2 separate regions of the Mus musculus genome follow, and region 2 is linked to region 1. The links are chromatin loops, found by intact Hi-C in ENCODE. Cell type or tissue: heart. All regions are shown on one strand.

Evidence for each region. Peaks named below come from ENCODE experiments on the same cell type or tissue, not always from the same donor. Only the 100,000 strongest peaks of a DNase experiment are listed, where the experiment ranks them.
Region 2: a loop joins it to region 1, with 2.7 times the contacts of the local background. A loop is called at or near these places in 1 of 42 quality-filtered maps.

The regions. Positions count from the first base shown.
Region 1 is chr2:38,924,708-38,929,707 of GRCm38, reverse strand. It overlaps Nr6a1 (nuclear receptor subfamily 6, group A, member 1), which reads left to right and starts at 3,247. Exons shown (of 11, transcript NM_010264.4): 1 at 3,247-3,590. The coding sequence starts at 3,491. In heart, CTCF peaks have their summits at 2,441 (motif pointing left) and 3,488; DNase peaks (open chromatin) are centred at 2,397, 2,927, 3,287 and 4,027; H3K4me3 peaks cover 3,011 bases; H3K27ac peaks cover 2,253 bases.
Region 2 is chr2:39,221,981-39,226,980 of GRCm38, reverse strand. Ppp6c (protein phosphatase 6, catalytic subunit) reads left to right here and starts at 632. Exons shown (of 7, transcript NM_024209.3): 1 at 632-814. The coding sequence starts at 740. In heart, a CTCF peak has its summit at 2,187 (motif pointing left); a DNase peak (open chromatin) is centred at 600; H3K4me3 peaks cover 1,772 bases; H3K27ac peaks cover 972 bases.

The DNA.
Region 1 (5,000 bases):
ACACCAGCATCTTACAGGCAAGAATTGAAGAAGAGCTTCATTAGCTACTTTCCTTTCCTTTTTCATTTTTTTTTTTAAATTATAGGTTTTGTAACATGCTTCCAATCTTTTCAAAATATAGACAAAGTGTACTTAAAACAAATTCAACAAGGAACTCTCTTTCTTAGTCTTCTCATGGATGCAGGCAGCCTGGCTGACTCTTTAAGGCAGGCCCTGCTAGATAGAGCAAGGCAGAGACCACGGGTGGAGCTCTGTGCCCTCTGGACAACATATGGTGTCCTCCGACAACATCCTATCACCATGAATAACCCACAGCTCAAATGAACCAAGTCCCTAAGGCCTTAGGACCTTGGTTTGTGTTGTTACTTCCACAGTCTTCTCACCTAGGCTGGCTCACTCATGCTAGACCACCCCACTTTGGGTGCTTTCTATCTCAAAAATCCCATCACCCTGCCCCCACCCCACTCCAACCCCAGCCCATCTGGCATACCTAACAGTTCCTAACTATAGCACTCATGCAATTACTTGATTTATGTCTACATCATTCACTGAAGGGTAAGGACTCCATGATGAGGCCCATACTTGACTTGTTTTTAACGTCTGCCTCTAGCCTCAGGACCTCAGGATGAGTCTCCTTCAGACTAATCCTCATCCTTAGATATATTCCTTTCGATATATTCCTTTCCATTTCTTCTGTCTTCCCTGTAAATACTGAGAGCCCTTTAAATCGGTCTTAGTAAACCTGTCTCTACAACTGTAAACTCAGAGCAGAGGGCACTTCTCAGGGTTGTTAGGAAAATGTCAAGAAATTAGAAAAAAAAAAAAAAAAAGACCCAGTGTGGGTGCTGGACTGTTAGTGGATGCCTATTTAGTGTGTACCACATGCTAACTAGCAGCAGAGGAGATAACCGGGAGTGAGTAAAGGGATTGGCTGGTTTTGGCAAGGAGGGAGCTCAGAGCTGAAAGGAATCAAGAGTTATTACCAGGAGCTGAGGATGTGGTTGAACTCCTCTCTGAGTTGATGTGCAATCTTCATCCACTTTTCAAACCTCAGGCACAAGATGTCTGCAGAGCCACTTGGCTTTCCAGGGAAGAGCATTCGGGGAAGAGGACTCTTCTGCACCAGGAGCCTGTGATTGAGGGGAACTCTGGCTCTGGGAAGGCTATGCGATCCTGGCACATTTCAGAATCCAGAGCTGAAGAAGGCTTTCTTCCCCACGACACAAAGGACTCATCTTATATTCCAGGGGCCTGCTGCAGAACACTGCTCCCTGGCCTTGGGAAAGCTCAGAACCCTTGTCAAAGACATAACCACTTCAAGATCATTTCTTGGGGCTGGAAAGATGGCTCAGTGGTTAAGAGCACTGACTGCTCTTCCTGAGGTCCTGAGTTCAATTCCCAGCAACTGCATAGTGGCTCACAACTATCTGTAATGGGATCTGATGCCCTCTTCTGGTGTGTCTGAAGACAGCTACAGTGTATAAGTATACTCATATACATAAAATAAATAAATGAATCTTTTTTAAAAAAAGATCATTTCTTACAGTCTACTTAGATAGGGCCATCTGGGAATACAGAGGGACCCAGTTGTCCCTTGATGGGAGGTATAAGGAAGGTGCTACTGAAGAAAAGGATCTAGAAAGATGAGTTAAAGACTTTATAGAGGCATTTCGGCTTTCTGATCCACTGAGTATATAACGGACATCAACTTTTGTGCCACTTCATTTGTATGTGAGAGCACCAATATCAGAGCTACCTCAATGAACAGGTGTGGGAGCTTTAAACCACACAGCATTAGTGTCAATCTCTCATAACAGCTGCTGGCACAGACTAAGGATGGACCAGGCCAATTAATATTGATAATGGAAAGTGCAGGAAGGCTTGGCAGAGCCTTCTCAATAGCAGGTAAGGGAAGAGGCATGGGAGCAACGTGGGCAGGAATCGGAACAGGTTAGATTTCATAAGCCAAGTAAAGACTTCTAAACAATTAAGTAAAGAATGACTCACAAGAGCCAGAGGATTCCAGGGGCACATGGGGCAGAATGAAGTGACAGAATGAAACCGCTTCGATACGGCCCATTAGAGGAAAGCCCAGCAAAGCACCAGAGTTCTTTGATTTATAGTAAGCTAGATAGCATTTAAGTTCTAGACTGAAACTTAATAAGTCTTTTCCTAAGGGAGGTGTGTGTGTTGTATAGTGTGTGTGTGTGTGTGTGTGTGTGTGTGTGCGCGGGTTGTGTAGTGTGTGTGTGTGTGTGTGTGTGTGTGAGAGAGAGAGAGAGAGAGAGAGAGAGAGAGAGAGAGAGAGAGAGAGAGAGAGAGAGAGAGAGAACGCGCGCGGGGCATTTCTGAAAATCACCACCACCCCTAATCCTGAGAGCCCCATGGCCGCGCGCCACCTGGTGGCAGCGGGAGGTGGGCCCTGGAGGAGGAAGGGGAGAAAATCCAGGATTTTATTTGGTGGGAACTTCTGTAAACTGAGGCGATAGCGTGTATGTGAGAGTTGGTCTCTTATCACTGGATCCGATTCTTATTACACCTCTCATTTTTGAGACAGGTATACTGAACAGGAGTGGGAAGGGGAACACTCCGGGAAAGGGACATTCTTAAAACAGAACTCTTTAAGACACAAGGAGTCAGGGGTCTCAAGTTTTCTTTGGTGGCATCAGTGGAAGTGATCTTAGTTTGTCCATCTGTTCTATGGGCAGGGTGCGGGGAATGAAAGAGGAGGAAGAGAAACTTTAATCTTTCCCGCCCACCCGGAGGTAAAGGGGCTTTAAACACTTCTCCGGAAAGCAGAGTTGTATAGATTCTATTTGCATACGAACGCAGTCACCTCGGGTTAAACTCGGGTCCTTTAATCTCTGGTCCAATTTGTCGCTCAGCCCGGGAGGAAAGCCCTCATGAGTACCTACACACCCCGCCCCCTGGGGCCTTCCCCCACAGGGCTGGGCTTGGTTGCACGTGCTCACCCGGTTCCCGGTGGATACGCCTCCTTGGAAAGGCTCATTATTAGTGTGGGGAAATAGTTGGAATCATAGAGCACTATGATCACGAATAAGTTACAATAGAGAGAAAACTCTGACATAGCCGTTTATTATATTAATATATTAGAAATTTTATTAGAGTTTGTAATAGTGATAGGTTTGGGTTCTCCCTACTTAGGTCTTCCTGTTTTTTTTCCATCACCCCTTTATTTGGTAGAGTCCCGTGTGGGCAGCCTCGTTGGGAGGACTACATTTCCCAGAATTCCTCACGGGCATGTGCGTGGCAGCGGCGCGTGACGTCAGAGGAGGGAGCTGGCCAGTGCTGAGGGGGCGCGGCGCGGAGGGGCGCGGAGCCGGGCGGCTCAGGGGCCCAGAGAGTGCGGCGGCCGAGAGCCTGCCGGCCCCTGACAGCCCCCTCCCCCCGTGGAAGACCAGGACGACGACTACGAAGGCGCAAGTCATGGCGGAGCAGCGAAGCCCGAGAGGGCCCTGAGCACCGCCGCATGGAGCGGGACGAACGGCCACCTAGCGGAGGGGGAGGCGGCGGGGGCTCGGCGGGGTTCCTGGAGCCGCCCGCCGCGCTCCCTCCGCCGCCGCGCAACGGTGGGTAAGGGGCCTTCTGAGCCCGGGCGGTGCCAACGCCCGCGACCCCCTCTTTCTCTAAGCTGACTCTAGCTCCGGGATGCCGGGCAGCTCCTCAGTGAGGACTCCACCCTGGGCTCGCACTCTCCAGGCAGGGTCCCCGGTCCCCTCTGCTCGGACCCTCCCCTCCCCCCGTCCCCTCTGCGCCAACCCTTTCTCCTCCCCCAGGAGGCCCTGGTGCACGGAGCACCCTCTCTTCCTTCACCAGGGAGCTCGCAGACTCCACACCTTTGCGCCCTGCACCTATCCTGGAGCGTTTTCCTCCTCCACTGTCCCGAGCTTCCTCCCAGCCCGTGAGCCTCCGCCTCTGGGCAGACCGGTAATGGTCCTTCTCGGACCTCGGTGCTCACTCCTGTCCCCTGGCCTTCCTTTACTCAGACTCATTCTTCTAGGCGACGACTTTCTGCTGGCTCAGGTCTCCAGCGGGATCCTGGGGCACCGGGACACCTGCCTTTTCCCGGCGTTTGCCGGACGCTTCCCGCGCCGCCCAGCCTATCTCTTCCGGGGTGCTGAGAATTCCTCACCTGGCCCGGCCGCTTGCGTCCCCTTGTTCCCAGCCCAGTCCTCAGGTTCCTCCGGGCTGGCTCTCGCTCCCTCCCTGGCTCAATGTTTTATTTGTTTCTGTTTGATATCCCCCCCCCTCGGTGTTTGCGGCGGAATGTTTTTATTGGTAAAGTGTAAGGAGCTTTTGTGAGGTCGTAAAAGGTGAACTTTTGAACTTGGAAAGCGCCCTGGAGCAATTAGCGCAGGCGATAGCCCCGGGAGGCCTGCATTACAAAGGGTGCTCGTTGCGGCAGGCCAACGCTCCCGCGGCAAACCCGATTTATTTATTTATTTGCCCTGCCTTCCACCTTTCACATCTCCTCATTTCCGAATAAAGGGCAGGCTCTCAGAGATCCCTGCCTCCTCCCCTCTCTGCGCCATAAACGCGCAATTCTCTGGAAGATCTAGGACCCGAACAGTGTCTAACAAGTAACAGATTTCAGATTGAATGCAAACACTGGGGACAGTTAGGAGGCACTAAAAATTAATTGCTTTGGCAAGAAGTTTCTCAATCAGGACAGTGACCTGGCAGGTGTGGGGAAAGCAACCTGAAAATAGGTCCCCGAGATTCTGGTGAATGAGTGGGGACGCACAGAAGAGAAATCTTGAGTTGGATTTGGTGCTTCATAACCGTATAAATTCATTAAACATTCATCGTTAATTCAGTACATCTTTAGTTTCTTTTAAGCTAGTTAAAAGGAAAGCCTGCGTAGAAGAGAGCCTGATTAATTTGATATGATAGTGATCAAATGGTGATGTTTTCAAAGCGTGTGAGCCCTAAAGATGTGTATTATGTGTGGATCTAGTTGGCCGGGCATCCGGTCGGGA
Region 2 (5,000 bases), 300 kb before region 1:
CCTTTCCGGCCCCCTCCTGGAACTCACCGGATTAAGTCAGTAGCCTGTTTTTCAGTCTAGGATCCATCTTTTCTGTTTCCTTTGAGATTTTGGGGCAAATAACACATGCAAACTTTGCATTCTTACAGTCTTACAAGAATTGAACAGGAGAAAAAAAAAGTGCCAGTATTTGTACAGAATGTGGCATAAGAAATGCTTTATTGTTTGTTTCTTCCCCCACCCACCACCCACCCCACCCCCCAGCCAGAGAACCGGTGGTGTTAAGTTTGTTTCAAATGTTGTCTAGGCCAGGTCTTCAGTAGTCCTGGAAAGGCGGTAACAGTAACTCTTAACTTTAACTGAAGATACTTTACAGGGTAGGAGTGAGAGCCAGGGAATTCTTAGTTAACCACTTCATGGTCTTCCTTAGAAAAAGCCTCATTTGAGGTGAAGTCTGTTGCCAAGGATAGGAAAGGAAGAGCATTTTACTAAAACTACAAATCCCAGCACGCCCCGCGGCAGAGAGCTACGGGTCCCAGTAGGTTTTATCAAAAGGACCTCCGGGTTCTCTTGGAGATAGATCCGTGGCCCGGAATTCCGCCTGAGAGAGAGAGCGGAACGGGTCAGGCTTTTACGTCGCTTCGCAGACGCCACTCACGGATCGGACGTGACGTAAGGAGGGTTCCGGATTCGGCCTCCGCCGCTGCCTCCGCTACTACAGCCGCTGCCGCTGCTGTCGCCGCGGCTTGTTCTTCCTAAAATGGCGCCGCTGGATCTGGACAAGTATGTGGAGATAGCGCGGCAGTGCAAGTACCTTCCCGAGAACGACCTGAAGGTGAGCCGGGCCGGAGGCCGTCCAGCTTGCGAGGCAAGCCCCTTCCGGCTGCGGGGCTCCCGCCGGCCCGCCCTTCTCCCTCGGCGGGATCCCTACCGGGCGCCCGATCCTGGCGCGGCGGAGGGCGCTCCGCGGTGCGAGAGGACCGGGTCCGAGGCGGCGTGACGCGGAGAACCAGGGGAGCCCGGATCCCCCGAATGCTGTCCAGTTCTTTGAGGGGAGATCCCGGGGGATGTCACGATCCCCTGACCCTCACGGGACTCCGAGCTTAAAGACTCTCACTCTAACTCGCTCGGCCTCCCGGAGACGGAGCCGGGCCGAGCGGGTAGTGCTCCCGGGATGGGGTCCTCCCAGCAGAGGTAACAGGAGCCGCTGTCTGCTCCAGGGACGCGGCCGCGGTGTGTTTAAGTCCCTGAGAGGTGGAAGCCGGTGGGCGGGATCGATGCGACCATAATGGGAGAGAATGACAAGTCGCCTCAGCTTCACCACTCCCCTAAATTGCTTCTTAGGAGTGGTAGTTTTCTTCTGATGATTTGGATGTGGATCTCATTTCTTAGCCCGTTGTTGAGCTATTTAAGTGAATAAGCAGTTGCTTATCAATAAGTTCAAATGTTTTTATGACCTCTGAGCTGTTCCCCTGTAACTCAAGGTGTCGTTTTCTTGGTTTTCCAAAGGAGGTCTTACTCAGTTCAGGCTAAGTTAATGCAGTAAAGAAGTAAGCCGTTGGTGTACCACTGTTATCAACCGTATTTTGTTTCTGCAAAAACTAGTGCTTAGGACCACGTTGGTGTTTATCCGATGGTTGCTAATGTCTGTTTTATTCCGTTAACTTTGATTTGCTATGTAGTCAGTCACTCTCGATCATTTGAATTTTTTTTTCATGCTGTTTTTGTAATATTTTTAAGCCACAGGCTTAAAACAATTTTTTCAAGAAAAAAATTGCCTTTTTCCTAACGAATTTTATTTCTCTTGTGAAGATTTTGCTCTGTGTCTGTTTTCTTGTCTCATCTAGTACATGAAGTTTATATTTAAATCAGCCAACAAGTATGCAAAATGTTTAAGACCTCAAGTGTTGGTTGTGTGAAAGTACATAGCTTGTAACTTACATACTGACTGCCTGTGTTACATGATTGGTGTTCATATTCAGCCACCTGAATCAGGCATTTGCCTTGTCTTCCTGCTTGGTAATTTTGTTTTGTCTTGTTTTTGCTTTCTTCCTGAGATAAGATCTTAATATAGTTCTTGCTGGGGCTGGAGAGATATCTCAATGGTTAAGAGCACTTGGCTGCTCTTCCAGAGGACCTGGAAATTCTGTTCCCAGCAAGGGCATGATAGTTTGTAACATCCTGTCACTCCAGTTCCAAGGAATCTGATGCCCTCTTCTGGTCTTCATAGGCACCAGGTACACATGTGTTCCACAGACATGTGTGCAAGCAAAGCAGCCATACACATAAAATAAAAACAAATCTTTAAAAAAAGTTCATGGTGGCCTCCAACCCAGTATGTACCTGAGGATGGCCTTGAACTCCTGACCCTCTTGCTTCTACTTCCCAACTGCTGGACCCTAACCAACATGCCTGGCTTTTTCTTTCCGTTCCTTTTTTTTTTTTTTTAATAAGATTTATTTTTAATTAGTTGGGGGGGGGCGGTTATGTGCACATTTTGCCTTTGTAAGCCAGGGGCACCAGGTCACCTGGAGCTGGAGGTACAGGCAGTTGTGAACCAAAAGATGTGGGTGATAGAAACTGAACTCGGGTCCTCTGTACAATCTTAACTGAGGAGCAATCTCTCCAGATCTTAGATATAGATATTTTGATACAGGGCATCATGTAGCCCAAGCTTGCCTTAAACCCCTGGTTCTCCGGCTTCCACCTTAATAGTGGTTTGTTTTATTTTATTGTGGTGTGAGGGTTGAGCTGAATTTTTTAAAAGATTTAGTTGTTTTTTATTTATGTAGATGTATGTGTACCTGTGTGAATTTATGTGCCCCATGTGTATGCTGGTGCTGGCAGAGGCAGAGAGCAATCCTAGGCTCCTGAAGTTGGATTTATAGGTGGTTTGAGCTACCTGATATTTGTGCTGGGAATTGAACCTGAGTCTTCTGCAAGAGCACTAAACTCTTTAAATTGCTGAGCCTGTTGTGTGCTTTTTAAATTAATTAAGTAATTATTTTGCTTTGTTTATCGAAACAGGGTTTCTCTGTGTAGCCCTGGGTCAAAGTCACTATAGGCATGGCTGGCCTTGAACTCAGAGATCCTCCATGTGTCTTTGGGATATGGGTATATGAGTGCAGATGCCTTCAAAGCCAGAGGCATTAGAGGCTGTAGTTACAAGCTGGAGGCTCTCTGAAGCTGTAGTTACAAGCAGTTATAAGCAGCCTGGCATGAGTGCTGGGAATAGAGTGTAGGTCCTCTGCAAAAGAATCATATGTGCTTTTAACTGCTGTGTCATTTCTCCAGCCCCACATTTATCTGTTTCTTACTAGACTGCCCCACTCCCCTAGTTTTTTGATTAACTACTGGGGAAGAAAATCTAAATTTTCTGTATATCCTTCAAAAAAATTGTTTCCTATCCTGGAAACAGTTCTATCAGATTAATTTGCTTGTGCAGCCAGTCTCTGATATAGTTTCTATTTGCTTGGTTGCTTATTTGTTGAGACCGGCTTTTGTTGAGGTTTGGTCTGTTGCTGTGTGTTGTAATTCTGTGTCCTAAGCTCTAGTCACCTCAACACGGATGAATTATCAATATGGCAGCTTTCTTTTGTGTGCAAAACTTGCTCCTTAATTTAAAATTATCAGTTGAATAAAGATGCCTACTGCCTGTAGCTGAGCAAAAGAGAGGTAGGTGGAGCTTCAGTTGCCTGGCTTGGGTCTGAGGTAGGCCAGTTGGGTAGGAGCAGCCCAGGTAGAATATGGCAAGTGATATCTCAGAGTCACTGACAGGGAAATAGACAAATTAGCATAGAGGGGATGATAACTGTCCAGCTTTAATGCTTTAAGACTTATTATAAATATAAGGGTTTGTATCTTTTATTTGGGAACTAAATGATCTAAGGTTGGCAGGAACCCCCAAATATTATACTGCAAAAGGGTTTTGCCCTGAAGTCCAGTCTTCCCTGGAACTCAACTAAGTAGCCCAGCCTAGCCTTGAGCTAACTGCAATTGCAGTCTTCCTTCCTCTTGTCTTCTGAGTGTTGGATTTACAAATGTGAGTCAGTATTCCTGACTATCTAGTGTTTATGAAGTTCAATTTTAGCTAGTCTTGGTAGCAAATGCATTTAGTCCAGAACTCAGAAGGAAGAGGCAAGTGGATCTCTTGAGTTTTGAAGCCAGCCTGGTCTACATAGTGAGTTTCAGTCCAGTCAGAGCTGCATAGTAAAATTCTACCTCAAATAGGAAGGAAGGGAAGGAGGGAAAAGAGGGAGAGAAGAAAAGAGAAATTCAATTTTATTTATGCTCCTGGACTACGTAGTGATTTCAGGTGAGGAAAAAGAAAATTTTATTTGTGTTGCCTGGTGTAAAGTACAAACTAAAATTAGGTAGGCCAACAAAGTATTCTAGGAGACTTTGTTATGTATTTATTTTATGCATATGAAAATTTTGTCTGCATATATGTATATGTACCATGTGCATGACTGGTCTTAGAGAGTCAGAAGAGGGCTTCAGATCTCCTGGAGTTTTTGGAAGGTTGCAAGCCACTATGTGGGTGATGGGAACTGAACATGTGTCCTCTTCAAGAACAAGAACTGCTGAGCCTTCTCTCTAGCCTTGAGTCTTTAAAAAAAGTTTTTTTGTATGAGTGTGTGGATATTTTACTTGCGTGTATGTCTGTATACCAAATGCATGCAGGGCATAAAAGGGCATTGGTTCTCTTGGGGCTGGAGTTACAAATGGTTGTGAGCCACTATATGGATGCTGGGAATTAAAAACAGATCCTCTGGAAAAACAGCCAATGTTCTTAACTACTGAGCCATCTCTCCAGCCCTAGCACTATCTTTTTTGAGGTCTTAACGCCAAAATAAAAGATTCTACCAGAGGAAGGAGAGAAATAATTAGAGACATTTAATAAATACTACAGAAAGTTTTTTTTTCTGGAAGAAGACAAGTTCATTAATGTTTTAGATATTTATTTCTACAATTTTTAATTATGTGTACATGTGTGGATATGTGCATGTGTGGGCAGCTGC